Regions from separate parts of the Homo sapiens genome. Here region 2 is linked to region 1. Evidence: read pairs that join two places in POLR2A ChIA-PET (ENCODE). Cell type or tissue: GM12878. All regions are shown on one strand. Each heading gives the region's core, and the rest is flanking DNA. Links, peaks and the distances in the headings are about the cores only.

Region 1 (13,369 bases), core at 2,776-7,775:
TTCAATAGTGAGGAGGGAGCGGAGAACAGGGTCCCTGAGGAGGAGGAGGGCGCGGCGGTGTTGCCCGGGGCTGTTCCTCTGTGCAAGGAGGAGGAGGGGGAGGAGACCGCTCAGGTGCTGGCGGCCTCCAAGGAACGCTTCCCGGGACAATCTGTGTATCACATCAAGTGGATCCAGTGGAAGGAAGAGAACACACCCATCATCACCCAGAATGAGAACGGACCCTGCCCCTTGCTGGCCATCCTCAATGTTTTGCTCCTGGCCTGGAAGGTACATTCTGCAGCTTTCTACTTCCTACAGCTTTTGGGGTGGAGGAAAACGGGGTGAGGGAGCTGCTGCATGTCAGGTGATGGCTTCCTTTCTTTCCTCATTCATCAGTCCCCTTCTTACATGAAATTCATTCCAAGACTTCCATGTTGAAGGAATATTCCTTTATACATATATCGAAAAGAATTGCCCCTAACCTCAGTCTTCTCTTGTAGTGTTTAAGAGTTCAACATTCAATTGTGGTTGATACACTTAGAAACAAGAAGGACTTAGAGCATCTTAAATCTTATGATTATTTTAAACTATAATTTCCTACATTTTCTTACTGACCTTATCACATATGCAAAAAAGTGAAGAATTGGAGAAAGTAATCTTCAGAAGTTACCATCAATCCGTGATATCATGGACTAAGTTTTCATGGTTATATTTAGTTTGATTTCCAACTAATGCCCCATTTGTGTGTAGATACTTAAGAGAATGGTGATGGGGAAGATGTGGCTCTTTAGACAAATTCCATTTAAGGAAAAGCATTGGTCTGAGACCCAATTACCGTAACTTCTTGGTTTTCAAAGATTGTTTTCATTTTATGCATGATTTTTACTTGCCTCATTTCTTTGGCTCTCCTTAAATGGTTTGGCATTATTACCAGTAACCATGCATCCGAATGTGTTAAGGGAGCTAAAACTCTAAAGAACTAAAATAAGAAAAGGTATGTCTAAGGTGAAGGAGCAAAAAAGGGAAAGACCCTTAAAAATAGGTATGTTGAGGACTCAGAGCGAGTTACCTGTCAAATGAAGTGTCTCATTTAAGCTTGCAGTGTTAGGGTGCTGAGAAGATGCATCTCACAGCACCTATTTTATTTTCAAATTGATAATTATATCTGTAGATGCAATGTTTCCTAGGAAAAAAAAACAAAACAAACTGGGTGTGGTGGTGTGCGCCTGTAATCCCAGCTACTCCGTAAGCTCAGCTACTCTGGAGGCTGACACAAGACAATCGCTTGAGCCCAGAAGTTTGAGACCAGCCTGGGCAATACAGTGAGACCCTATATTAAAAGAAAAAGAAAAATAACCTGGATTCTTCTAAACACTTAGGTAGAAAATCAAGTAAAGGGAATAGTGTTTATCAAACATGCCTTTATCTTCCTGTCGCTAGCAAGGACTGATAGAAAAGAAATAAAATTAGAAACCTTGCCATTGTCTGGTGCATAATGGCACTGAGATGTTTTAAGTGAAGACAGTACCTGCCCTTAAAAGGCTGTCAAGCTGTTTGAGGTGGCATCATTAACTTACTGGAAACTGTTTAAGAACAAGAAATAGTAAGTTATATGAGACAAGTGGTAGGTAAACTGTGGTAAATCTGTGGAAATGCATTTGATATTCAAAAAGGGGACATTTTCCTTTGGTATGGCGTAGTCCTAGAAAACTTCATGGGATTTATGGGTCTTGAACCAATCTTTTTTTTTTTCGTTTGTTTGTTTGTTTTAAAGACAAATTAGAGCAATTTAACAGATCTTTTAAGGAAGAGAATTTAGAATAACAGGGAAATGGAATTCCCAGGGGAGAGAAGAGTATAAACCAAAGGAATGAAAATAGAATGGATATTGTGTGTTTATATGTTTATTACATGACAGAAGTGGTAAGCTAATGTTGGAGAATAATGAAAAATAAGGTTGAAAAGGTGAACAAGAGCCATTTGATAAGGGCCCTCAACTAGGGAGTTAGTTAGACTTGCTCTAACGGGCCAGAGTCCCTAATCTTTTTTGTAGGAAGGAATAACTATTATTTTCCTTTAGTCTTTTTTCTTATGTAGTACTGCAGAAATTCAGAGGAAAGGGCAAGTACTGTGGTGTGGAGTATTTGGGGATAGATGCATATTAAACTGACTCATTCAATTCAGACAGATTCAAGTGAATGATCAAGTGTTTGGGTTCCCACTGTGCGTGAGGTACTAGAAATGCAAAGATGAGGCCGGGCGCGGTGGCTCACGCCTGTATTCCCAGCATTTCGGGAGGCCGAGGCGGGTGGATCACCTGAGGTCAGGAGTTCGAGACCACCCTGGCCAACATGGTGAAACCCCGTCTCTACTAAACATACAAAAAATTAGACGGGCATGGTGGTGGGCACCTGTAATCCCAGCTACTTGGGAGGTTGAGGCAGGAGAATCTCTTGAACCCAGGAGGTGGAGGTTGCGGTTAGCCGAGATCACGCCACTGCACTCCAGCCTGGGCAACAAGAGTGAAACCCCGTCCCAAAAAAAGAAAAAAAAAAAAAAAAAAGGAAATGCAAAGATGAGTATGATGCAAATCTGCCCTCGTGTAGCTGACTATCTAGTGGGATGACAGACATATAAACAATAATTACAGTGCAATGTGAGAAGCTCTAATATGCTATGGAAGTGCAGAGAAAACGGTAATTGGGGAGGGGATTATCAAGGGAAGACTTCATAGAAGAGATAACCTGTGAACTAGATCCAAAGGATGAGTGAGAGAAGACCTTCTGGGCAAAGAGAATAGTGTATTGAAAGATACTGAAGCAGAAAAGGGTTTCTTCTACTTGGAACCTTCAACCTTGGTTGAAGTGTGCAGCATAGGAGGTAAACGAAATGGTGGTAATAGCAGGACATAAAATTGATGGGTTTTATCAGACTGTGAATGAGCAAGCATGCTAATGAATTTGGAGATTATTTTGTAAATCTGTGGTTATCAGTGTTTTTTTTCTCCAGCCTGTTGATGCCCACAAAAACCAGTCATAAGTAATCATTGATGAAGAGATGGATAAGCGAAGCAAAGTAGAGCAGTATTCTCAAAGTGAGCCAGGGGTACTAGAAGTCAAAGCTATTTTTATGATAATACTAAGATGTTATTTGCCTTTTTCACTCTTACTCTCTTACAAGTGTCCGTGGAGTTTTTCAGGCTACATGATGTAATGACATCGCTCTGTCAGTTAATGCAATGTGTGCCTCTGTACTTTGTGTTTTAAATTTTTCTCAATTTTAATTTATAATAAGGTAGATATAGATAGATATCCACATAGATGAAAGTTATTGGGGGTCCTCAATCATTTTTAAGACTGTAAAGGGCTCTGGGAACAAAAAGTTTGAGAAATGCTTTAGTAGAGAAAAACAGTAAATGGGGTGTGAAGGTGGTTGTCAGATTTCAGAGGACCCATGGCTATAGGTGTTTAGACTTTATATATAGCTGATATTGGAGCTATTATAAATTGCTAGATAAAGAAATGACATGAAGAAAGTGGTCTTTTACTTTGATATTAGGCTAGAAGTAAGATTGTAGTGAGTGTAGCACGAAGAATTGATGCAGATAGCGCTTTGGTTAGAGAGTTCTTTGTCCCCCTCTTTGATGAGGATAATGTAGCGTTCCCAATGATGACTTCTCCCAATGATGACTATAAGAAGTGAAGACAGTAACAGCATTTTTCAAACCTGGGTAATAGAGATTGGCTGGATCTTTCCAAAGATAGGGAAGGTATGAAGGGAATTATTTTAGATGGGAAAGTTGATGCCAAAGTTTGGTTGTGTTGAGTTGGAAATGTCCAGTGGGGGGCATAAAAATATAAATGTTCGTTATGCTGTTAGAAGCATGGACTGGGTCTCAGTAAAGAGGCTAAATTTTTTTTTTTTTTTTTTTGAGACAGAGTCTCACTCTGTCTTGCCCAGGCTAGAGTGCAGTGGCAGGATCTTGGCTCACTGCAGCCTCTGCCTCCCGGGTTCAAGTGATTCTCCTGTCTCAGCCTCTCGAGTAGCTGGAATACAGATGTGTGCCACCACACCAGCTAATTTTGTATTTTTAGTACAGACAGGGTTTCACCATGTTAGCCTGGCTGGTCTCGAACTCCTGACCTCAGGTGATCCACCTGCAAGAGGCTATAAAATTATAGAGAAAAATCAAATTGGGAAATTACTACATAGAGTAAATATGGTAGTACTACATAGAGTAAATATGAGACTAAATGAATTCTCCAGAGAGTAGTGAGCAATAGTTCTCAACTTTTCTTCCATCCCAATATATGTGAGAGTGACAAATTGCCAGCAGAAACATCCTCTCCATCCTGCCTCAGTCTCCCCATTCCCTCTCCTCCCCTACCTCATTCTCCAGGAGACAGAGAGAAAACAGAGGAATAAAGATTACACTGGGGAAGGAGGGGAAGAATATTAAGGGTGAGAGAGTGAAAAACCAGCATGGGCACAATTTGAGATGTGGAATGAGAACTAGAAATAGGGCAATGTCATGATAGTATTCAGGGAAAGAGAATGTAATAAAAATGTAGTACATTACTATTGTCAAATGCAGCAGCATCAGAGAGCTAATAGAGTAGGGAAGATTCTGCTGAAAATGACAGGTGTAGGGACAAGGTCACTGAAAAGTCAGGATAACATGGAATCCTCAGTTCTCTTTAGAGGAAAGGAACAACAACCGTATTTTCTGAAGTAGTGGGAGGAATGGAACAAGAAAAATACAGAGACAAGGTCACGTTAAGATAGAGAGGTAGGCCGTGTGTGGTGGCTCATGCCTGTCGTCCCAGCATTGTGGGAGGCTAACACAGGAGGATCGCTTGAGCCCAGGAGTTTGAGACCAGCTGGGGCAATATAGTGAGACCCCCATCTCTGTAAAAAAAAATTATAATAAGGAAAAAAGAGAGGTAGATGAAAATTGAAGCCTCATATTTTTCAGTTTGGCAAAGTAACCATTGAACTAATAAGTAGTAACTATTGAACTCATTAATAATTAAGATTGTAAAGCATTTGACCCGGTGAATTTTGTGAGAAAAGCATATTGCATTTTAAAGGAGAATCTCAGTGGAGATTATGCTTAGGAATTTGAGGCACAAACAGAAAGACTGACAATTAGTAGCATGAATAAATTGAGGTTTTCTTTAAAAACTATTAGCATATCAGTTTTGCTTTGTTTTTGGTCTTTCCCTAGTTCGCTTATGTCCGGAAATAGGAGCAGGAAGAATGACTGGTTAGAGTTATCAAGACTTGGGCTTTTCTTTCAAGAACTGACACCTGGGGTATAGGGGCAGAGAATTAGAGAATTGAAAGTGAAAACAGCTGATCATCTGAAATTATTAGAAAATCAATAGACTGAACAAACCGGGAGGATTTGAGCAAAGGAGTAAGTGTAGTGGTTCTGGATGAGAAGTGACAGTAAAAATGATCAAACAGAGTAAGGACTGAGTTGAAAGTATTGGTTCAGAACTGCTAGAGAGTAGGCGATCATTCATAATCTATTAAGTAGTTGGCTAGGCAGTGTGGCTAACGCCTGGAATCCTAGCACTTTGGGAGGCCGAGGCCAGAGGATCAGTTGAGCCCAGGAGTTTGAGACCAGCCTGGTCAACATAATGAGACCCCATCTCTATAAAAGAAAAAAAAACTTTTTTTTAATTATAAAAAAAGAAAATCTGTTGAATAGTTGAGCTGTGATGCTCTAACATCAAGAAAGACATCTATTTATTACATTTAATTCGAGCTCAAATTTGTAATTTTGTTTACCTCTCATTTTCAAGAGATAGTTTCATCTACCTCTGTATTTTTCCTTTTTGTTGTTTTTTTATGGAGACGGGGTCTCACTATAGTGCCCCAGCTAGTCTCAAACTCCTGGGCTCAAATTACAAATTATACCAGGTAAATTTATCAAAATGTATGACTTAGAATACATTTTTGTTTTGCTTCTTTTTGACTATATTTGATTTTTAATAGTTTTTAAAAATCTTATTTTAGCTGTAATAAGTGCTATTTATAGGTTTATTTGAGGGCTGTGACCCATGTAATTAGGTGTTTATGAAGTTAAGCCAGAAGGTATATAACATATATATTTTAGTGCTTACAAAGATATTTCTTTAGTAATAGAGGGAATCCCTACTTGGTTATACTTTTTTTTTATTTTAGAAAGAATGTTATAGGTTCTGAGGCCAACATACATACAAAAAACTTACATGTAACCTATACTATACATTGTGATAGAGAAGATAGAGTATTGCAATATCTAGTCATTGTATAGCATTTTAGTAGAAAAATGAATGCACTAATTTAAGATGCTGGAAACACATCTCCTTTCCTTCTTAACTCTTTTTGGTAGGGAATTCTTTTCCCAATTTTTTTCTTTGCTTAGTATAAGCTGAGATTATCTCCTGTTCCAAGTCATGGGAGGAATGCCAGGGTCCTGAAGCAGGATTTTTTTTATATAAAGTTGGTTTCTCCAAACATCAAACCTAGAAACTGTAAAATAAGGATTAATATATTTGATTCTGTAAAATAAAAAAAAGCTTAAAAAAACAGACACACACCAAAAAAAAAAACCTCACCATAAACTAAATCAAAACACACTAAAAACTAAGGGAACTGTTTGCCAGATTATATGTCTAAGGGCTAATTTCCTTTTTTTCTTTTTTTTGAGATAGACTATCATTCTGTCACCCAGGCTGGAGTGTGGTGGTGCAATCATGGCTCCGAATAGCCTCGACCTCCCGAGCTCAAGCAATCCTCCCACCTCAGCCTCCTGAGTAGCTGGGACCACAGGTGTGTGCTACCATGCCCACCTAATTTTTTTTCTTTTTTTCTTTTTTTTTTTTTTTTTTTTGAGACGGAATCTCATTTAGTCGCCCAGGCTGGAGTGCAGTGGCACGATCTTGGCTCACTGCAACCTCTGCCTCCTGGGTTCATGCAGTTTCCGGCTAATTTTTGTATTTTTAGTAGAGATAGGGTTTCAGCATGTTGGCCAGGCTGTTCTTGAACTCCTGACCTCAAGTGACCTGCCCGCCTCAGCCTTCCAAACTATTAAGATTACAGGCGTGAGCCACTGTGCCCAACCATTTTTTTTTTTTTCTCTTTAGAGATGTGTCTCACCATGTTGTCCAGTCTGGCCTTGAACTCCTGGCCTCAAGTAATCCTGCCTCAGCCTCCCAGAGTGCTGGGATTACAGGCGTGAGTCACCATGGCCAACCCTAATTTCTTAATTTACAAAGAGCCCTTATAAATTAGAAAAGGGTGAACAGCACAATGGCAAAATGAACAAAAGGCTGTTAACAGAAAATTCAAAGTTCGAATGGACGTATGCTATTGTCTCATCACCTGCAAAGTGAGGCACCATGAAGGTGAGCCTCTTGCCAGGGCTGAGTTTTTGCTCTATTTCTCCCTACCTCCTTGATGACTTTTTTCCCTCAGATTCTTTCACATACTCTCCTAGTTTCCATCTAGGTTATGCTTTTTCCTCTGACTTGCAGAAACATTGTAATCACACAAATTTTCTCTTCCTGAAGTAGCACAGAGCTCTTTTGAGGTTTTCCAAGTGTGTTTATTACTTATAAAAAAGGAAAAACAGATGGTGAGCCAAAGGTTCCATCTTAGCCTCTGCCCACCTTGTTTTTAAATATAGATCCTGTAAAAAGAGATTAAAACTTCACACAATTGTGGGGTTTTGTTTACACAAAAGACTTAAGTAACATTTTCTGAGGCTTTCATTCCCAGTCTCCTCCAAGAATTAGAATTGGTGTTGTAACTCTGGATTTGTAAGATAAGGTAGACAAGGGCTGAGGAGAGTATAAATACCGCCAGTAGGAGTTGCCCTCTAATAGTGATAGATGTGTTCATTTTTTCTTCTCCCCTTGGTATGAGTAGTCTTTTAGTTAAAAACCTTCTCACTCCCCATTCAACCTTGTCTGTTGAGTCCCAGGTGAAGGACATTTGGGCCCAGGTGGTACTAGCAATCATAGGGGCTTTGAATAATAATAGTAAGTACTCAGTTATTTTTGTGTCCAGATACTGTGCATTATTTTACATGCATTGTATGTGTTTTCTCTTTTAAGTTTCTCAACCACATCATGAAATCCTTATGTAGACTATTGTTCTTATTTTATATATATAGAAAATTGAGGCCAGGTGTGGTTGGCTCACACTGTAATCCCAGCACTTTGTGAGGCCGAGGCAGGCGGATCACTTGATGTCAGGAGTTTGAGACCAGCCTGACCAACGTGGAGAAACCCCTTCTCTACTAAAAATACAAAATTAGCCGGGTGTGGTGGCACATGCCTGTAATCCCAGCTACTCGGGAGGCTGAGGCAGGAGAATCACTTTAACCTGGGAGGGAGGTTGCGGTGAGCCGAGATAGCGCCATTGCACTCCAGCCTGGGCAACAAGAGCGAAACTCCATCTCAAAAAAAAAAAAGAAAGAAAATTGAAGTGCATAAAGTTTAAATAACTAGTCCAAGGTAAGATTATCACCCACTCTAGAACCAGAGCTCTCACTCAGGATGTTTGATTGGGAAGATAAAGTTCAAGATAGCAATAAGTCTGGTGGACAGTAGGTCTGGGGCAAAACAGGGTGGGACAGCCAATGATAAAGTCAGAGAAGCAGAAATGGACTTCATGATTCCTTAGATCGATTCCTGGGATCTTGGTACCAGTTGGTCTTTATACAGACTCCGGTTTTTAGCTCTCTGTACTTTATCTTATGTCTCCTGAAGTGTCTGACACTTCTAGTTTCAGAGTCTCTTTGGGGCACTAAGGTGAATCAGCTGGCCTTTCCCATTGTAGTTTATTAAATATATTCTTGGATTTTTTCAGTCATTAGTAACTTCTGTTTCTACTGCTACTACCCTAGTTCAGGCCTTTATCTCTCACCTGGACTACCTTAGTAGCCTTCAAAATGGTCTCTTGTCTTACCCTATTCTCATCTTTCAAGCAATTAATGTAAAAGTTTTATTATCAATTTTTGAGGGGGGAGATATTTCAGCCTAGTAAGCTTGCTGAGCTTCTTAAATATAAATAGTGAATTCTGAATGGAAGATGCCTTCTTTTACTAGTTAATTTTTTTTTTCCAGACAGTGTTTCATTCTTGTTGCCCAGGCTGGAGTGCAATGGTGTGGTCTTGGCTCACTGCAACCTCCACCTCCTGGGTTCAAGCTATTCTCCTGCCTCAGCATCCCAAGTACCTGAGATTACAGACACCTGCCCCCATGCCCAGCTAATTGTTTTGTATTTTTAGTAGAGACAGGGTTTTACCATGTTGGCCAGGCTGGTCTTGAACTCCTGACCTCAGGCGATCAGCCCACCTTGGCCTCCCAAAGTGCTGGGATTACAGGCATGAGCCACCGCACCCAGCCTACTAGTAAATCTTTTATTAGTAAATCTCACTGCAACAACATTCTTTATTGCTCTAAAACACTTTGAAGTGCATATAAAATAAGACATTCTTGCAAATTTAATATGTGTGAATATATCTGCAGTTTCTGACAGTTTTAAATAGGCCTTGGTCTTACTCTGAGGATAGGGTCTAAATTATGATAAAAACTGATGAAAGTGTTTCAGAATTTCAAAGCCTTTTTAACTTGTGGGTTGTCTCCTAAAATTTTCCTGTTTTGAAATACTGATGGTGGCGAAGCGCAGTGGCTCATGCCTGTAATCCCAGCACTTTGGGAGGCCAAGGCGGGTGGATCACAGTGTCAGGAGTTCAAGACCAGCCTGGCCAAGATGGTGAAACGCTGTCTCTACTAAAAATGCAAAAATTAGCCGTGTGTGGTGGCGGGCGCCTGTAATCCCAGCTACTCGGGAGGCTGAGGCAGAGAATTGCTTGAACCCAGGAGACGGAGTTTGCAGTGAGCCAAGATCGTGCCACTGCACTCCAGCCTGGGTGACAGAGCGAGACTCCATCTCAAAAAAGAAAAAAAAAAGAAAGAAATACTGATGGCAAGTAGAAAGCCAATTAGATTCACTGAAAAGTCTGAATTTGAGTATTTTTAAGTATAGTATTACTAGTAGTAAATGAATAGTACATACAAGAAATTAAAATGTAAAACATGTGTAATAGCTTATAATACATAAATTTTTATTTGCTGGAGCCAGAATTAAAGGCATGTTAAAAGAATCCTTAAGTTTTTGAGTCCTTATTTTGAAAAAAGCGGGTAAAGCTTCTCTTTGATTCCCATTAATACTTCTAATATTTTCTAAAGAATAATTTCTTTACAATTTCTACTAAAAAATCATGAATACTATATATTCATGCTGAATATATAAATGCTACATATATACACACATGTGTATATACACTGCATATTTCAAATTAGTGAAATTTTGACTATTATTTAGTGCGTCCATTTTGCCTTACATAAGTAATGCAAAAATAGACTGCAAAATAAAAATCTTATCTTCTGTGTTCCAAATTCAACTCCCTGTTTGAATGTCAAACTAAAAATGTCACAGTTCCAAAGCAGACATCATTTTCTTCTACAAACTTAATCTTCACTTGCCAAATTTCCATTGTTATCAATTGTATGGATCTTAATTTTCAGAGTTTCCTGAGCCTTAGAGTCAACTTTTATTATTCTTTCCTCATCGTGCTTCACTTTTCACTGGTCACAAAGTTCTGTCAATTATGTTTTGTATAAGATTTCATTGAGTGGAAAGTGTTCTGCTGTTCTTAAAAAAGTCTGTGAGTATTGATAATTGGCTTTGGTAATTGGTAATTTGGTAATTGGCTTTGGTGTCTGATCTCACTTCTCATCACAGTACTTCTACTTACTTTGGCTAAATTAACTTTTTAAAGCCTTAGTTTATTCTTTGAATGGAGGTAATAATGCCTGCTTCATAGGATTGCTGAGGATTCAGGTAACATAAAATTGAATGACAATTAGTAGATGTTCAATATATTTAATTTTTTCTCTCTGTTTTTTTTTTTTTTTTTTTTTTTTTTGAGACAGAGTCTTGCTCTGTCACCCAGGCTGGAGTGCAGTGGCGTGATCTTTACTCACTGCAGCCTTTGTCTTCTGGGCCCAAGTGATTGTCCTCCCTCAGCCTCCTGAGTAGCTGGGATTACAGACACCTGCCACCGCGCCTGGCTAATTGTTTGTATTTTTAGTAGAGACGGGATTTCACCATGTTAGCCAGGCTGGTCTTGAACTCCTAACCTCAGGTGATCCGCCCACCTCGGCCTCCCAAAGTGCTGGGATTACAGGAGTGACCGACTCTGCCCGGCCCCTGACTTCTTTTTTCTAAAGAGCAGAGACTGGCAAATACTCAATTTTATATTTTCTCAAATATCTTCCAACTTTGAAGAGGTGTTGGAACTCAAACTGTGTGTTGTTGAGTACTTATTATATTGGTATTCTAATTGTTAAGCATTTAAAAACATTATTTGGCTAGTAGTAATTTTTGTACTTGTCATCACCTACATAAACTGCTTCTTATTTCTTAGTTATTGCTGAGTCCCCTGCATTTATCTTTTCCTTTGGATTATCAAAATCATAGGTGTCAAAACCTTGGCATATCACTCTTAGGATGTTTTACATTCCTGTTTAAGATTTCACTTACAGTTTAAACAGAAGGTTTTGTTGTTAGTATTTTTGGTCTTGCTTGAGTCTATTCCCAAATTTACTTTACTCTTTAGATGATTAAGAATTACAGAATGGTCCGGGCATGGTGGCTTACACCCGTAATCCCAGCACTTCAGGAGGCTGAGGCAGGCAGATTTAAGCAGAAGTCTGGGCTCCTGCTTGAGTCCAGGAGTTTGTTCAACATGTCAAAACCCCATCTGTACAAAAAATACAAAAAATTAGCCAAGCATGGTGGCGCACACCTGTGGTCCCAGCTATGTGGGAGGTGGAGGTGGGAGCATCACCTGAGCCCGGGGAGGTTGAGGGTACAATGAGCCATGATTTTGCCACTGCACTCCAGCCTGGACGATAGAATAATTGGGCTAAATTTTTGAGGTTTTACCTTATAATGGAATATTTGGAGTCGGAGTAGCTATTTTCTTTTATTAATTTAAATATTCTTGTGCTTATATTAATAATTTTCCAGGGCCGAGTGCAGTGGCTCACACCTGTAATACCAGCAATTTGCGAGGCTGAGGTAGGAGGATTGCTTGAGGCCAGGAGTTCAAGACCAGCTTGGGCAACATGGTGAAACCCCACCTCTATAAAAAATACAAAAATTAGCCAGGTGTGGTGGTGCGTGCCTGTAGTTCCAGCTACTTGGGAGGCTCAGGTGGGAGGACTGCTTGAGCTGGGGAGGTCAAGGCTGCAGTGTGCCATGATCCTGCCACTGCGATCCAGCCTGGAGGACAGTGAGAACATGATGTCTTAAAAATAATAATAATAATTTCCTCAGGAAATCTAGTTAATTCAGTAATATTTATAGGGTAGGACATTTTCCTAGATAATAAAAATTTATTTGGCCTCTATTAATTGGGAGCTATTTGTTAATATATGTTGAGATACTTTGTTCAAATTTTACGGAGAATATTTAAACTACTTAAAGTGCCTTCCAAGTGCCTTTGTATATGTTAAAGTACTTATTTATTTTATGTTGTAGATAATTACTAAAATAGGTCATAGTTGATTTGTCATTTTTTTCTTTCTTTTCTTTCTTTCTTTCCTTTTTTTTTTTTTTTTTGAGATCGGATCTCTCTCTGTTGCCCAGGCTGGAGTGCAGTGGCATGATAGCGGCTCACTTCAGCTTCAAATTCCTGGGTTCAAGTGGTGCTCCCACCTCAGCCTCCCAAATAGCTGGAACTACAGGCACGTGCCACCACACCTGGCTAAGTTTTGTTGTTTGTTTTGGGACTTTTTCTGTAGGGACATGGTCTCCCTGTATTGCTTAGGCTGGTCTCAAACTCCTGGGCTCAAGTGATCCTTTCACTTCAGCCTCCCAAAGTGCTGGGACTGTAGACGTGAGCCACCGTACCCAGCCTGTTATTTTTTTCATTGTAAAGCTTAAAATTTAGAAAATCAGACAGACTGCCACAACTGTTAATTCTGTATTCTTAGCCAACTATCTCATAACCTGTTTCTCCTTTGAAAAAATCTAAAAAGACAAAGGAGTACAAGCCTTATTAGGTCATTAAGAAAACCCTTGGCACTTGCTTTTGAAGTGATGGTGGTGAAGGAAAGCAAAAAAAAAAAAAAAAAAAAAAAGAAAAGCAAGCTTTTGGGAAGATCTTAGATGGTTAAAAAAATAATTAAGATCTGTGGATGGCTCCACAGTATTAGTGTGAAGTAGGCACTTTTTAGTTTTAATAAACATCCAAAGTACTTTACTGGCTATGATTCAGGAAATGAATATACTACTGACTTTGCTTGTAAGTAAGTGA
Region 2 (16,466 bases), core at 5,216-10,215, 270 kb before region 1:
TGTTCCCAAATTAGAAATAAGTTCTCTAAAACTAAGGCTTCCAATGCTGAAGAGAATGTACAAAATGAGAAAGGCATACTCAGTCCTTCACTTACACAGTCAAAGAGCAATTTTTAGGGCACTCCCATGTGCCAGACAGCCCAACAGGCTTTAGGGAGGCACAAGGATGAAGAGGACATGGTTATCAGCACCCCCAAGCAACTCTCAGCCTGTAGAGCTTTCCTAATCATTCAACAGGTATTTGAGGTGCTGAAACATTGTTTAAAAAAAAAAAAAAAAGCCCAGGTGCAAACACTTCTATCAGATGTGCCATGCATCATTGACAATAGTATACACATATTATTTATAATATGTATAGGTGCTTTATAAATATTAACTCATTTTATCTCCATAATAACTGAGCTATGGACAATAAATGATTATTATGGACAATCTCTTAACCCTCACAATTCAGACAGTGTTGCTAATCCCATGTCAAAAAGGGGGAAACTGAGGTGCAGAAAAGTTAACTTTCCCAGAGTCACACAGCCTCTTAAGTGGTAGAACCAAGATTTTATTTGTCTTCCTGGTGTAAGAGAACTTGGTGGGTTCCTTAAACCCTGTTCAGGATCTGTCACTGGATTTGCCTGTTGTGCATTCAGAGGCTGGAGAAGGAGTGGAGGGGGCAGAGTCCAAGGTAGGACACTAAGAGTCAGGGAGAGGTGATTTGTGAAAGGCTTTAGGGGCAGCGCCAGCCTCTGGATAACAGGGACCCTGGTGGTACCAAGGAATCATTGGCAGGACTCTGGGAGATGAGGACTTGGTCTGCATGGGGCAGCACCTCGCATCTGATACTGGCGCATATCAGCACCCTACTGGACACATTCAAACAGGCAGCACCCTGTGAGTGTCTCAGCACCAGCACATCAACCTTCCAATTCACCAACTCACTCCAGGGAATGTGAAGGGCAGGGTTCCACTGGGCCGCACCACCCAGCCCGGGGTGGCCCCAAAGGCAGAGGGGATGTGAGTGCTGTCTCTGTGAGCCTAAGTAGGCCCTGCACCTGCCAGAGACAGGGCACAGAGCAAGTGTCTGAGGGCAAGTCACCTGGACACAGCAGTGGCAGAAACCAAGGAGTAGGCATGCCAGGCAGGTCTCCAGCAGCCTCTGAGTTTCCAGGCACAGGGCCCACACCAGGGTGGACTTTTTATATGTACATACACACCCACACACCCACACCCCCACCCAAACACACACACTGCACCAGTCCCGTTTCCTCAGATGGACATTTTTCAGAAGAAAGCCAATGACACTAGCAAGTCCATGACCCATTTCAAGATATGACAGGACATCATTTTCCAAGTGGAGAAAACAAAAATTCTCAGAAAGCCCTGTATACCACAGAAATCCATACACCAGTTTCAAGTCTCATCCAACAGACCAGCCAGAGTGCAGGGCCACAGGGCACCCTGGCTGGAGTGAACAAGCTCCCTCCAAACCCCCTCAAGATTCTAGGCCCACCAGCATAAAAGTCCTCTTGATGGTGGGGTCATTCCAACCCCATCTGGGGTTGTAACCTCTCAGAGCAGAGGAAAATAAACAGGCTGTTGTCAGGCAGCCCAGGGCAGAAGTGATGACACCTGCTCATTCTGAATTTATCTTTATTATACATTATGGCCACCTGTGGACCATTCAGAAAAGATGCTTTTTGAGTCTCAAGCAAGTGACTCTTTAAGCCGAATCACAAAGAAATTCCCATTTTGGCCAGTTCTGTTTCTGGACGTCAACACCCCCCTCTCTGTATGAATAAGGGGTCTTCCAGATGGCCAGGAACAGCACTCAACAGGCCAAAACAAAGCAGAGGGTGGCTTGAGAACTACACTGCTACATTCAGCCTGAGGCCCAGCATCGACCTGGCCTTCTCCCACTTCCAACAACTCATTTTGTAGCTTTTTGGTTAAGAACAAATTTGGATTTCTTCTTTTTCTCCTCCCAGTAATCTCAAATGTATCAGAAGAAAGGAAATTTCTACCATTATTGTCAGAAACAAGACAAGTAAAAGGCCATCCTCAAATACTAGTGTTCTCTTCACCAGACAGCAGCACACGTGGAGAGTAGCAGATCTCTAAGCACGACCCAGTGTGTAACTCCAAATGGCCCCATTATCCTATCTCGAGGAGAGCTGCGCATGCTGTACCCTGTTTTACATGGCCTGCCATGCTTCTGGTAGCAAAGCAGTAATCTCCTGGTTATGTAGCACTGGGGATGCCAATAACAGCCAGATAAAGAATAGAACTCATGAGGCCAGTTATTTTCAGTCAAACCAAGCTACAAAAACCACAGTCATGCAGAAGCTGGAGGAACCACCAAGGCAAAGAGAATGGAAATTCCCTTATGCTAGACAGCACAGGTCCCCAGTTTTCTGGGGCATCTGAAACTTGATGTGACAGCACTGGGAGAGGCCAACAGTCCACGAATAGGCCAGGACCTAAGGGGAAAGGCTACCACTCTACAGCCGGCCATCAGGGTGCTGGGCTACAGCAGGGCTGGCAGGAGCAGACGGAGGCCACATGCCAACTCCAGCCTCTGCTACATATGGTCCCAGCCCCCCTACTCACCAGCCATGCGGCCTCAGGCAAGTGGGATAATCCCCGTGTCTCAGTTTCCTCATCTTTAAAAAGTGGGATAATAAAAGATTCATGTACTTTATAGGGTTGTTGTGAGGATCAAATGATTTAATATACAAAAAAATGTTGACAACAGGGCTCAACACAAAGTGTGCTCAACAGCTGCTGTTGGTATTGGTGGTGGTGGTGAATGGTCTGCCAGCTTGGTAGGGATGTCTATGAAGTGGGACAAACATTTCATGAGTATGAAGATAGACTGTTCAGATGATACTCATCTAATGCCATTGGCAGCTCCTCTCTTTATTGTACCAAGATCTGTTTCCTTCACGTTTCACCCAACGTCAACCAGCCCTTCCCTTCTTTGGACTAAGTCTCCCTTCAACACATCCTCAAATGACACAGTTTCCAGTCCCCTCACTCTTAGTCACCCTCCTTGGAACAAGCTCAAGTTGCTAAACAACTATCTCTAAAGCCAGTTCCCACCCGAGCCAACATTCCAAGGCCAAAAACCATCACCTCTATCATGAGTTGAGTATCCTGCTTTCATTAGGGGACTGCACTGACGTGGCTGCAGGTTGCTGGTCAGCCCTAGGGAGCCAGTACCATACAGCCAGTACCCGCGAGCTCCCTCCTCACAAGAGGCGGCTGTTGCCTCCTTGTGCCAGAGCTCCTGGGCTTTGGATAGAGGAATTCCACTGCTTGGGTCTCATCCTTACTCACCAACTTGGAGGAACTTCCATAGAGTGGATGGCAGCCGCCCCTCCCCACTCTGTCTCTGTGGTGTGTGCCCCACCTAGGCTGTGTTTGGGTGCCTGTAGTACCTCTTCCTGTTCTTGTCTCAAACACACACCTGTGGGGCTCCTTTCCCAGTACCGTGCTTCACAACGGGGCTCTCCTTAGCCCAGGAGGGGAGAGGCTGTGCAGAAAGGAGACTTCTATGACACCCTTGGGGCAAGGGTGTTGTTTTGCTCCTTCCATAGATCTCTGAAGCCACAGCTATGCAGGAGAACAGAAATAGAAGCCAGCCACACCCAGTCTTCTTTGGCATGGGCACATTGAACGGGCTCAGTTCTCCTGCCACGACTGAAAGGGCACCCTCCCACAGAAGGCACATGACCACTGTTCCAAGACAGTCCAGATCAGGAGAGAGGCCTTTGACCAGGGCAAAGCAGGTGCTGATGAGAAGGCACAGCAAAGGTGGCCCAAACCACTCTGCCTATTCCCTATCCCTCCCCTGTTAACTCCACTCACAATTCCAAACCCAGAGCCCTAGCTTCTGAGATATCCAGGTAGGCGACAAGATTTTCTTTCTCTACATGATACAGACTGCTGAGAGGCTCCCCTAACAAAGCACCAGTATTCTCCCTGAAGACACAGGCTCAAATTATGCTCTATTCAAAGCTGGCTGTGTTCCCAACTCCTAAGCCCTGCTGGCTCCCTCTGCCCCCCACCCTGACGTGGGGGAAGATGCTACAGGTGTGGGGGTGTGTTAGTCCATTCTCACACTGCTAATAAAGACATATTTGAGAAATACCCGAGACTAGGAAATTTATAGAGGAAACAAGCTTAACTGACTCACAGTTCAGCATGGCTTGGGAGGCCTCAGGAAACTTACAATCATTGCAGAGGAGGAAGCAAACACATCCTTCCGCAAATGGTGGCAACAAGGAGAAATGCCCAGCGAAGGGGTAGGGGAAGCTCCTTATAAAACCATCAGATCTCGTGAGAACTCACTGTCACAAGAACAAGCTGGGGGAAACCACTCCCATGATTCAATGATCTTCACCTGGTCCCTCCCAGGACATGTGGGGATTATGGGAACTACAATTCAATATGAGATTTAGGTGGGGACACAGGCAAATCATAGGAGTGGGGAAACCAGGAGAACAGGGAAATAAAATTGGTTTTCACAATAGCTAAACTTTCCCTATCCTCTTGAGAGTATTTCTAAGCAAAAGAGAAATATACTTTTCTTTTTGCTTTCTCTAAAAAAAGAAGGAAAGAAGGAAGGAAGAAAAAAATGGAGGGAGAGGAGGAGGGAAGGAAGGAAGGAAGGAAGCAAAGAAGAAAGGAAGGTCAAACTGACTTGATTTAGCTCATTATTAAACATGCAAATAAGAAAATTCCTGTTCTTGGAATGTGATCAGTCATCTGCATAAGGTCTTGCGACATATCTACGATTGAATTATTTCTTTGAATCAAGGATTCCCCCGGCCACACACAAATCAGTACTTGCCTTACTTTGGAAAACGAAAAGAGCTCACTAAAGTGGTCCCTCTTATAATAAGGTGAGAGTGGCCTCTAGGACAAATTTCAGCTTGTACAATTCTGGAATACAGAAAGGGTAGCTGGCTAGCGACCTTTTTCCATACTCCACCAGGCACTGTGTAGAGGCTAAGGGAAAGCTTCCCCTTTGCCCTCTGAAAGCTCACTGAAAACTCACAGAAGACAGATTAGTAGAAGAAAAGGCATACGAATTTATTTTAACATGTCTAGCACTGGAGGATCCATAGAGAACAATTACCCATTAACCCTTCTTCATAGGGGAAGGGGAGATGGGGGAAATGTGGCAATTTGAGGGATGGTAAATGATTTTTAGGGGGAGACGAGTGGACTTGGGGAACTTACAATGGCCATGGACGAAGTCTGTTGGGACTTCAGAGCAGACAAGGGCTGGTAAATGATTCTCTTTGAAATACTGAATGAGCACCAAAACAGAAGACGATGGTTTGTGACAAAATACTGTCCAGGTGTGTTGACAGACTTCAGTCTTTCTTCCTGTGATATGGGTTCAGTTGATGAAAACTCAGGGAGGAGACTAGAGGTAATTGCTTTCTTCCTTGGTATTTCCAGACTTTAGGCAGATAAGGGATGAAGAGAACAACTTCATCCAGAGCTTTGGGAGAGATGAAGAATTGAGAGATGGGGTAGGGCCAAGGGTGGGGGGTAGGGAGTGAAGATCAGAGAGACCCTGAGGCTCTTCTTATTTCAGCATGTCAAAGCACCATATTTTGGGGTAACAGTTGCTGAGCCCCAACAACTGCCACCCCATAGTCAAATTAAGCCGATCATCCCCAAAGCAATATTAGTCCAGTCCAGTTCCTCTCATGACAAATGACCTGAACACAGGATTCAGCGAGTCTTACTCGCTGTGGTCATTTTGGAGGTAGGGAGATCATTAACCCACATACTTTGATAAAATACGAAACGCCTTTCCTAGCTGGTTCTTTTCCTCTCCTATAGGCCGACCCCCCTCCATCCCTTTATTAGTATTGAACTGAACAAATTAGTTAATATGGGAACATTTGGATGTATCAACTTTGCTCTGAAACAAAAATGTATTCATCCCCAAACTCTATGCTGGGGGCTGAGGGAGAGTCCTTACGACTGACATAGTCCCCAACAAGGTTCTCATTAGTCCCAGTTTTTTTTTGGACACCTTTTCCTCCGCATTCACATCCTTCTGCCCTCTCCAGCACTGTGCAGGAAGAACCAACCAACCTGACCTTGGTGAAAGGGCTGTGGGTTTTTCAACCCTTCATTCCTGCTACTTTTTTTTTTTAATTTTTTAGTATTCTTCTGTGCATCCTTTCTTCTCTCCTAGGCTTCTCACCCAGCCTCTCTGTTGAGTACTACTTGTAGGCAGAGCTCCCTCATTCACAACATCCCAATGTATTTGTCCTGTATCAAAGCAAACCTTATACAGTAGCTCTTTTAAGAACTGCTAAAGGAATGAAGGAACAAAACTGAGCCAAATAAAGCAAAATGAAGAGGATATGTATGCAGGCAATTGTGGGAACATATCACCAGAATCCTCTCTTGTTATTGTACCCAAATCCACACATTCTCCTCAGTGTTGTCTGGGAAATACATCAATCCACTGTGAATGGTTTAGATAGAATAGAATCCATCAATGTCACCAGCTTGATTCCTCCTCAGATGATGAGCCACTTTCTCCACTCCACCTCCAGGGCTGGCCCCAGTCTTCCTAAATGTTCATTAACTCCTATTAGGTATTCCGAAACTCTCAGGTTTTCTGAGTCAGCATAGAATGGTTGGAAAAGCAATTGCTGTAGAATCAAGAAGACTGAAATTGGAATACTGGAGCAACTACCTACTAGCCACAGGCAGGTTACTCTCTCTGAGTCTCAGGTTCCCCATTTGCAAAATGAAGCAAAGCTATCTACTCCAAGGATTGCTGTGAAGATTAAAAGACCACGTGCTAACCTAATAGGTGTTCAGTAAATAAATATAATTTTCTATTTTTCCCTGCAAAATTCATTTCCCAAACACAATCTTTATTCTTTTTTTTAACATATAATAGCCATACTATGGCTTACCAACTCCCCAGTAAGCCAGGACTCTCTGTATACGCAGTGTTTTGCCACATCATTTACATGGATGAAATTGTTTCCTATACTCCCAAATTTACCCTGCTTGGTGACCAAGAATCACTTCTGTCCCTATTACTAGTGATATCATGTCTGCATTTAGAAACAGACAAGTGTTATACAAAATTACATAATATGATAGGAATGCTGTCAATGGATATCTATTATTATATTTACCAGTCAAAATTTTAGTTGTTATAACTGGTATCACCAATTAAAAAATTTTATAAGAAAGGGGTTTTTGTACCATTGGATCTATTGAATCATTAAAAAAAAAAAGAGTTTAGAAAAAGAAGAAGCTATTTATATACTATTTCATTCCATAAGACTTTATCCAGTTCCACTGTTAATAAAATGTACATGCGCAGAATTGTATTGTTTTCTCCATTACTAAACATGTATTTGCTGAGTACCTTCTGAATGCCAACATGGTGCTAGGTACTGGGCATAGGGTGGAAGACACAATAGACAAGGACACAGCTCCCTGGTATGGGAAACAGATACTTTATGTCTTCAGTTGTAAGGTCCACTGTTGTTCCTATTTAATATCTTTGAATGTGGAATATATCTTACAATGCTGTGGGCTAGGGCATGGTTGTGACATTGATAAAAAGGGCTCTTAACTGCCATCGCTTCAGTTGACTTGCTTGCCTTTTTGAGTGGCAGTGCATGGCTTGAGCTTAATTTCCATTCAGAAGGTTTTTGAAAAGACTAACTCATTATTTGCACATAAAAAGGCACAGAGACAGAGGTGAGGCATAAATTTGATATTCATCATTAGAGTAACCATCATCCTATGTTTTCTTACAAAGTAACAAAAAGTGTTTTATGAAATGTAATCACAATATATGAAGCTGTGCTTTACTGGTGCACATGCAAGAGGATTGCCCATCAGGCTCTAAGCAAAGCAACTAAGAGTAGGAGAAACTGCCAAACCCTAAAGTAGGGGAAAGAAATCTCCAAACAACAAGAGGCACTGTGACCAATTCACATAAGACTATCACTAAGACATCAGGTTTTAACTTGTAACTTGCTTTTTTCCTTGTTAGTGGTATGTTAAACAATGGTATATCATGCTATTTGTGTATACTGGATTCAATGAAATACTATAATAAACAAGTAAGCAAAACATAAGATCATAACACGTCCTGAAAGGACCTCTCAGCAAGAGTGACACATTGCCAAGTAATGCACATTGTTCCACATGGAGTTGGTGAGGATAACAGCACTTCCTTCCAGAAATACTTTAGTATACAAAGTGCTGTCACGTGATGACGTCTCATTTCAGCATCTCAACAACCGCACCTGGAAGGCCTTATTATTTTGTATATTTACGGATGAAGAGACTGGATCTCAAATAGCTTAAGAGACTTCCCTAACATAACTCAGCTAATGCCTGGAAGACCCAAAACTAGAATCCAGGGCTCCTGACTCTACATCCTATGTTTTTCTTCTCGGCTACATGAAATGGTACAAAATACGAATTAAATGATTATCCATGGTCTTGTGTAATTCTGGCATGTTTCCAGCTAAGACTTCTCAGCTGTTCATTCAACTCAAAGGCATCCTTCAGTCCTCTTCCCCATTCTTCTCTGTCTCGGGGATCTGCCTGGGGAGGGAGTGTGGTGAAAGCAGAGTAACTGAATCCTCACTAACCCCAAGGCCCTAACGCAAGGAGATGCAGGCAATAAATCATTCCATTGCATTTACCATTGCATTGCATTTACCATTGCATTGCATTTACCCATACGTGGGGCTCTCCAGGGATGGCATCAGATGCTGCAGGAACATGAATGATAAATACCACATCCCAAGGGTTAGGGCCCAGGCAAGTTCTCAGGGGAGAGCTATACATATGACTGGTAAAACCCACTATGTCCAGAAGACAAGGGCACCCTGCTGGTTTGCATGAGCAAAGCTAAATTGGCGCTGACAACTGGCAATAGGTATTGAGAGTCTTTTTAAAAGTTGATGTCACTTAATCTAGTAATCCCATTTCCAGGAATTCATTCAAAGAGAATTAATCTGGGATATAGAGAAAGGTCTATGAATAAGATTGCATCACAGTGTGGTTTACATTTGGAAAAAACTGTGGTTGTAACTTAAGTTACAACAGTAGAGGGTTGTTCAAATATTATAATTCTGGTACAACCACACGTTAGGATTCTCTCTTGCCAATTATTGATGTCGTGGGGGAGTGTTCAAGACAAAACATTGAGTTATAAAATCAGGATTCTAAATTATATATATACACACACATACACACAATTAAACTCAAACATACACATGGAGACACACACAGCATTTTAAAACCTAGAAGGAAATCACAACCATAATACAATAGTTATCTCTGATTATGGGAATACAGGTAATTTTGGTGATTTTCTCTATGTTTTCTTTTTTTTCTTTTTCTTTTTTTTTTTTGAGACGGAGTCTCAATCTGTTGCCCCAGGCTGGAGTGCAATGGCATGATCTCAGCTCACTGCAACCTCCTTCTCCCAGGTTCAAGCGATTCTCCTGCCTCAGCCTCCCCAGTAGCTGAGACTACAGGCATGAGCCACCAAGCCTGACTAATTTTTGTATTTTTAGTAGAGATGGGGTTTTACCATGTTTGCCAGGCTGGTCTCGAACTCCTGACGTCAGGTCATCCACCTGCCTCGGCCTACCAAAGTGTTGTTGGGATTACAGGCATGAGCCACTGCACCTGGCTGTTTTTCTCTAAGTTTTCTACAATGTTTTATTTTGCTTTTTAAGACAGAAAGTCCACGCAAATCAGTCAGGAATAGATGTGAAAAATGGGGATGGGGCCTTTGAACCAGGAGCAATATGAGAAGGTGAGAAGGATGGCCTGGGCCGGCTGGGTCTGCGAGACTACCTGGAAAAGCCACGGGAATCACAGCCCACAGGGTGACATCTCCAGATCCAGCAGTCTTTTAGGAAGGCAGATGGAGTCTCAGACCTGTCCCACCCATCTTAAAGTGGCCTGGTCACAGGGTCAGAGCTTCAGCAGACAGAGGCGCCCTGGGATAAGTTGCCAAATATGGGTTGAGCAACAGTGGCACTGGAACGAGGTAGGAGGCGGGGAAAGGGGATGGAAGGTAAAATCCTGCCCCTGTCCTCAAGGTACTTACAGTCAATGTGAGGAAGGCTGACAGCCATAAAATGATGACCTATGACAACGAGGGTCGTTCCACACACATCCTCCAGACCCCGGCACAAGACCTCCGCCTTTCATCTCCATTATATTGGGCAAAACACAAAGCATCAACGAAAAAAAAAAAAAAGTAAAAGTACATAGAAAAGGAGACACAGAGGAATACAGAAAAGCAAAAACCTCCTTCAAACTGGTGGATGTTTCATCCCAAAGGACGCTCGACCTTTCTCAGGCATCCTGCCACTGAAGAAGTCAATTACTCACGGCCCACAGTCCCTAGGTTCCGCTCAGCACAGTCTGGAATCAAGGGTTCATTTAATGGAAGCTTAACAGATTCAGATTTCTCTAATATTCCACATCCCCTTCTGCCAAGAAGCTGCTTTGAAAGATGACACTCCCTTGATGTGAATTTGCAGCCTGCCCCATTAACAAGGCTTCAGTCAGAAAACATTTTTAAATCAACCCTGTTCCAGACACTTGCTCCCAAGGACAAACTAGAAGAAACTCTGCACCAGCTCAAACCTTCCAAGCACTTTGATGATCAGAAATGAAGGGAAATATTAGAACAAATCTTATTAATCCAAATATTCTCAACAATCTTCAAAGCAAACCGTTGCTCTGGGCTGCAGAAAGCAGAGCTCATGCAGAGCCGGCCCTTTCTGTCCTAACTCCTGTTAGCCAAGCCAGCCCCCTAAAAACAGACCTCAGAACAGCAGAGGGAAATATTCAGAATCAAAGGTGATGGGAGGAAAAAGGAAGAGGAAACAGGTAAATGAAAGAAGGAGGATGAGGATTGGAAAGCTGACTACTTAAACTTTTAGCACGTCCCTCAAATAAAAGGATAAGGTGTTGTATGCCACACTGCCTCAAAGCAACTCCCTCAGTTCACAGTTGTGCAGCTGAGAATTCTGGAGAAACCCCACGGCAGCTGGCATCTATGTCCTGGCTCCACTCACAAGGGGCTGAGAACCCCAGGACTCCTCACCATGCACATTTCTCTTGGGTGTGGTGGGAGGAGCATTTCCGTTTCCAAACCTCGGGGCCATTTGCTCTTAGATACACAAACATCTCCCCAGCCTTTGCCAAGTTCACCCAGCCAGAAGGCCATAATGCAGAATTAGTAGCATTTCAATCATTTCCGTGACGAGCTGGTGACAGGCTGGAATATGATGAGTGAAGCAATCAGATGTTGTTACAGGAAAGAGGCATGAGAAGAGAATGACAACAGAGTGGTACAGTAATAAGCATCATCGTAAAAGCCCCCACTGGCATCAAGTTTATCATCGCCAGCATAACTAAAGGAGCCAGAACACCTGTTTGTAATGGGGATTCCAGCTCCTCCACTTTCTAGCTGTGTGGCTGAGCACGCTTCTCGCCCTTTCTAAGTCTTGGCTGAGCATCTGTGGAAGGTGGATAGCAATCGCTACTTCATAAGATTGTTTAGTGATTAAAGTCAAACAATGTCTATAAGGCATTTGCAAAGCATTAGCAGTACCAGTAGTACCAGTAGTAGTAGAAGTAGTAGTAGTATTTGGTATTATAAGGAGTATTTTATATTATTTCAAATAGGATTATGCACTATTTCATTATACCCTTATCTCATATAGAAGACATTTTTAATGCTATTTGATTGAAAGTAGACCAGAGACTCAGAAAGGTTAAACCTCTTTCCTAGTAAGTATAAAAAGTTAATGCAGGCCAGGTGCAGTGGCTCACGTCTGGAATCCCAACACTTTGGGAGGCCAAGGCGGGAGGATCACCTGAGGTCAGGAGTTTGAGACCAGCCTGGCAAACATGGCAAAACCCCATCTCCAGTAAAAATACAAAAATTAGCCAGGCATGGTGGTGCACACCTGTAATCCCAGCTACTTCGGAGGCTGAGGCAGGAGAACAGCCTGAACCCAGGAGGCAGAGGTTGTGGTGAGCCAAGATGGTGCCACAGCACTCCAGCCTGGACGACAGAGTGACACTCCATCTCAAAAAAAGTTAATGCAGAAATAAGGCTGCATATCGGTTTCCTATTGCTTCTGTTAACAAATTACTACAAATTTAATTAGTTAAATTGACACTATCTTACAGTTCTGGAGTCAAAAGTCCTAAAATTAAGGTGTCAACAGAACTGTGTTTCTTCTGGAGACTCTGAGGACAGAATCCGTTTCCTCACCTTTTTCAGCTTCTAGAGGCCACCTACGTTCCTTGGCTTGTGGCTCCTTCCTATATCTTTAAAGCCAGCAGCATAGCATCTTCCAGTTTCTCTCTCTGATTCTAAGCCTCTTGCCTCTTTCTTATAAGAACCCTTGTGATTACATTGGGCCCATTCAAAGAAACAAGGATAATCTCCCCCTCTCAAGATCCTTACCTTAATCACATCTGCAAAGTCCCTTTTCCATATAAGGTAACATATTCTAGGTTCTGGGGATTCAGATGTGGACAAATTTGGAGGTGGTCATTATTCAGCCTACCATAAACTGGATCCTGTTCTGCAGAACATAGCTATTTGGAGCAAGAATGGGAGTTTTGTTTGCTTTGCTTTAAACTCTTTCATTTCTTTACTCAGCAAATACCATAGAGCAGCTACTATGTGCAGGGCACATTCATAACTCATAACCTCCTCCTCTCTGGATATAACCACATCAGAATCGAGCTTCATTAGTGTGATATAAAAGAGGTCTTTGCATATACACACACATATATATATATATATATATCTCAAAATATCACCAAAACCCATACTTTAAAAAACAAAAAGGGCCTTTGGAGATCATCAGCCAATCCCCTTATTCTATAAAGGGGCAGAGGAGTAATACAACTATCCCAGTGTCAAATAGGGAGTTTGTGAGACATAATGAGGGCCTGAATTAGATCTGGAGGAAAAAAAGTAAATGGAGGTATTTTTGAGAAAAATCAGTGAGCTGAACGGCAATAGGGTAGGAGAAATGTAGGGGTCAAGGGTGCCTAAAGTTCATGGCTTGGGGATGTCACTCACAGAGCTGGGGACAGATAGAGGAAAGACACTTTTGAGGGAAAATATGTATTCAGTGTGTTCTAGAACTCGGATCTCTTCTTAGTGTCACTGTGAAATTTTCCATTACTTCATCTCACTTCCTGTTCTCTCATAAGCGCGAACACGGGGCTGTAATCATCGTCTGACCACCACATGTTAGTGCACTGTGTTTCTTGCTGACACCTGGCTAGGCTTTGAGGATGAGTTTCCATCCCAACATCTACCAACATACAAGGAGCCCAAGGCAATGGGATTTTCTGCGCATCTTTGCTTGAACCTTAAAGGTGCTGCCCCATTGTCTTCTGGTAGGCCTCGTTTCTGGGAAGACGTCTATTGAATTCTTATCTTTGTCACTGAGTATGCAGTTTGACTTTTTACCTCTAGCTTCTTTTTTTTTTTTTTTTTTTTTTTTTGGTCACTGGTTTTCAGCAATTTGATTATTCTGTGGCTTGGTGTAGTTTCCCTCATATTTTTTGTGTTTTGAGATCATTGATCATCTTGGATCTATGTATTTAGTGCTTTCATCAAACGTAGATATTTTTCCACCATTATTATTTCTTTAAGCATTTCTTCTGTCCCCTTTCTTGTCTCCTTTGGAATTTTCAATTACATATATATGAGGCCTCTTAAAATTGCCCGACAGCTCCCTGATGTTCTGTTAATTTATTTTCAGCCTTTATTCTCTGTGTTTCAAATGGATGGTTTCTGTTGCTGTGAATTCAAGTCCACTAATCTTTTCTTCTGCAATGTGTAATCTGTTATTCATCCCACCTAATGTATTTCATATCTCAGACATTGATTTTTGAATCTCTAGAAGTTCAGTTTAGACTTCTTATATCTCCCATATTTCTTCTTAGCATGCTTACATTTTCTTCTACCATCTTGAATAAATGAAATATAGTTATAAGAACTGTTTTAATGTTCTTGTGGACTAATTTTACCATCTATAACAATTCTAGGTTGGTTTTGATTGATTGATTTTTCTCTTCATTATGGGTTGTATTTTCCTGCTTCTTTGCATGCCTGGTAATTTTTGACTAGATACCGGACATTGTGAATTTTACCTAATTGGTGCTGGGTATTCCTACATTATTTTAAATGTTCTTCAGCTTTGTCCTGGGGTGCAGTTAAATTACTTGGAAATAGTTTGACCCTTTTGAGACTTGCTTTAAAACTTTGTTAGATGGGACCAGAACAGCCTTTAGTCTAGGGCAAATTTGCCCCTTGAATCCAAACACTGTTTATGTTGTTAATGATGACAAAATATCCATGTCCCACACTATTCCTTACTAAGTCTCCCTTCAACAATTGTGTTTGAGTAGAACTGTTAACTGCCTCACCTCACTCTCCTGTGTATTCACAAGGCAAAGATCCCCAAGGTTTTGACCAATACCCAATGTTGTTTTGGTGCCAGCTTGCACAGCACCAGGGCTCTTGCCTCTCAGAGAGAATTGTGCCCCCTCTCTCCACTATGTGGCACAGCACATTGAGCTCAACAACGTTCTATCAGACTGATGTTGCCATAACACTGCATATCTTCACCCAGGAGGGGCGACAGCCCTAAGTCTCTTATGTGGCAAAATAAAATCCAACTTTCAGTGCTAAAAAGGCCCTGCTTTTCTGGAGCGAACCCCTTCAGAGGTCTCACAAGCATTTAAAAGAGAATTTCTAGACCACAAGTTTCAGTGTGGAGAGCTGCAGGCTTAGAGAATTGCAGGGATGTTTGAAGCCCTGCCCACAGTTCCAGGAAACACCCTTTGTATATGAGCTCCTTTCCCACACAAATGTGAGAAGGAGGCTATGACCCTGGAAATTGAACACAGGGCAACAGAAACCCTGCCGAAACTATTCTTGCATTGACATTAGACACAAAAACACCCATATAAGCTTGATTTGCTGTCACAGTCAAATAAAACAATAACATGTAAGCATTTCAAAGAGATTCCACTGACATTCTCACTTGTGATTCTGACAACAAGCGTGTAAGTAAGAAAGGCAGGCGTCACAGCTCCTAAGTGACAGACGAGGAAATCAGCCTTGCGGAGGTTAAATGATCTCAACAAGGTCAGACAGCTAGTTGGTGCAAAGTGGGGCCCTGAACCCAGATCTTCTGACTCTTGGTCAAGAGCTCTATTCATTCCGCTGTGTCTGCTCTCTTACTATATCAGAAAAGGGAACAGCCACCAACTTCCTGTGTTGACCCTAGACCAGGACTTCTTGATCACAGCACACTTAACATTTGGGGCTGGATAATTCTTTGTTGTGAGAGGCTGTCCTGTGCATTGAAGGGTGTTGAGCAGTATCCCTGGCCTCTACCCACTAATGCCAGTAGAACTCCCCTTGCCCCCTGTTTTGACAACCAAAACTATCTCCAGGTGTTGCCATGTTTCCAAATGCCCCAAGGTGGGGGAAGGTAACAGCAGAGCAAACTTACCCCTCAGTTGAAAACCACTGCCCTAAATGATGCCTGAGAATGCTGTCCACGTGTTTGAGAAAGCAGTGGTGATTAAGTTAGTTCTGTGAAAGGAGAAACAAAATCAAAAGAGGAACTTGTGCTGATACCAGTGAGTCTGGGACCACGAAACTTGGCCGTGAGAGACAGAATTGTGCAGCACCAGGGAGTTATCTAAAAAGTTCTCTTCTGGGCCACCCTCTGAACTTAACCTTCTGTGTTCTCGCTCCACTCCTTCAGGCTCAGTCAGCTCTGCAAAACCCAATCCACTTTCCAAGGAAACATTTCTGGAAGGCAACACGGAATTAGTTAATGTGATGAGAGGCAGAACAGAGCAGTTAAGATGCAGGCTCTGCACATACCACAACGTGGATGAATCTCACTTAATGTTGGGTGAGAAGAGCCAGGCCCAAAAGAGCATCTATTGTGTGAATCTACTAACTCGAAGTTCAAGAGCAGGCAAAACTAATCTCCGGTGATGGAAGTCTGAACAGTTACATCTGCTGGTGGTGTTGCCTGGAGACACGTTTCAGAGAATAGAAATGTTCTCTGCCTTGATGGTGGTGGTGGTTACGGTGGTTGTAAACATAATAGACACTCACAACACTCACAGAGCTATACACTTACGATTCGTCACCTAAAAAAAAAAAGAAAGAAAAAGAAAAGAAAAGAATGTTGACTCTAGAACCAAATTGTCTAAGTTTCATCCCTGACGATGACTCTGGTTACCTTAGAGCATTTTGTGAAAAGTTAATAAACTACACAGGGTATACAGGAAGTGCACAATAAGTATTTGCATCATTATAATTAACAGAACTACACTTCAGCCAAGCGCAGTGGCTCACGCCTGTAATCCCA

The links. Peaks named below come from ENCODE experiments on the same cell type or tissue, not always from the same donor. Only the 100,000 strongest peaks of a DNase experiment are listed, where the experiment ranks them.
Region 2: POLR2A ChIA-PET joins it to region 1 with 7 read pairs; 3 of 35 experiments call an interaction of 5 or more read pairs at or near these places.

What each region holds. Positions count from the first base shown.
Region 1 is chr15:58,771,966-58,785,334 of GRCh38, forward strand. MINDY2 (MINDY lysine 48 deubiquitinase 2) reads left to right here. Exons shown (of 9, transcript NM_001040450.3): 1 at 1-270. Among named protein-coding and RNA genes, the nearest start is that of MINDY2, 7.3 kb to the left of the region's middle. In GM12878, for the core only: no CTCF peak of the experiment used is centred there; a DNase peak (open chromatin) is centred at 5,306; H3K4me3 peaks cover 1,373 bases; H3K27ac peaks cover 406 bases.
Region 2 is chr15:58,502,694-58,519,159 of GRCh38, forward strand. All of the region lies in intron 1 of LIPC (lipase C, hepatic type), which reads left to right. Among named protein-coding and RNA genes, the nearest start is that of LIPC-AS1, 12 kb to the left of the region's middle. In GM12878, for the core only: no CTCF peak of the experiment used is centred there; no DNase peak of the experiment used is centred there.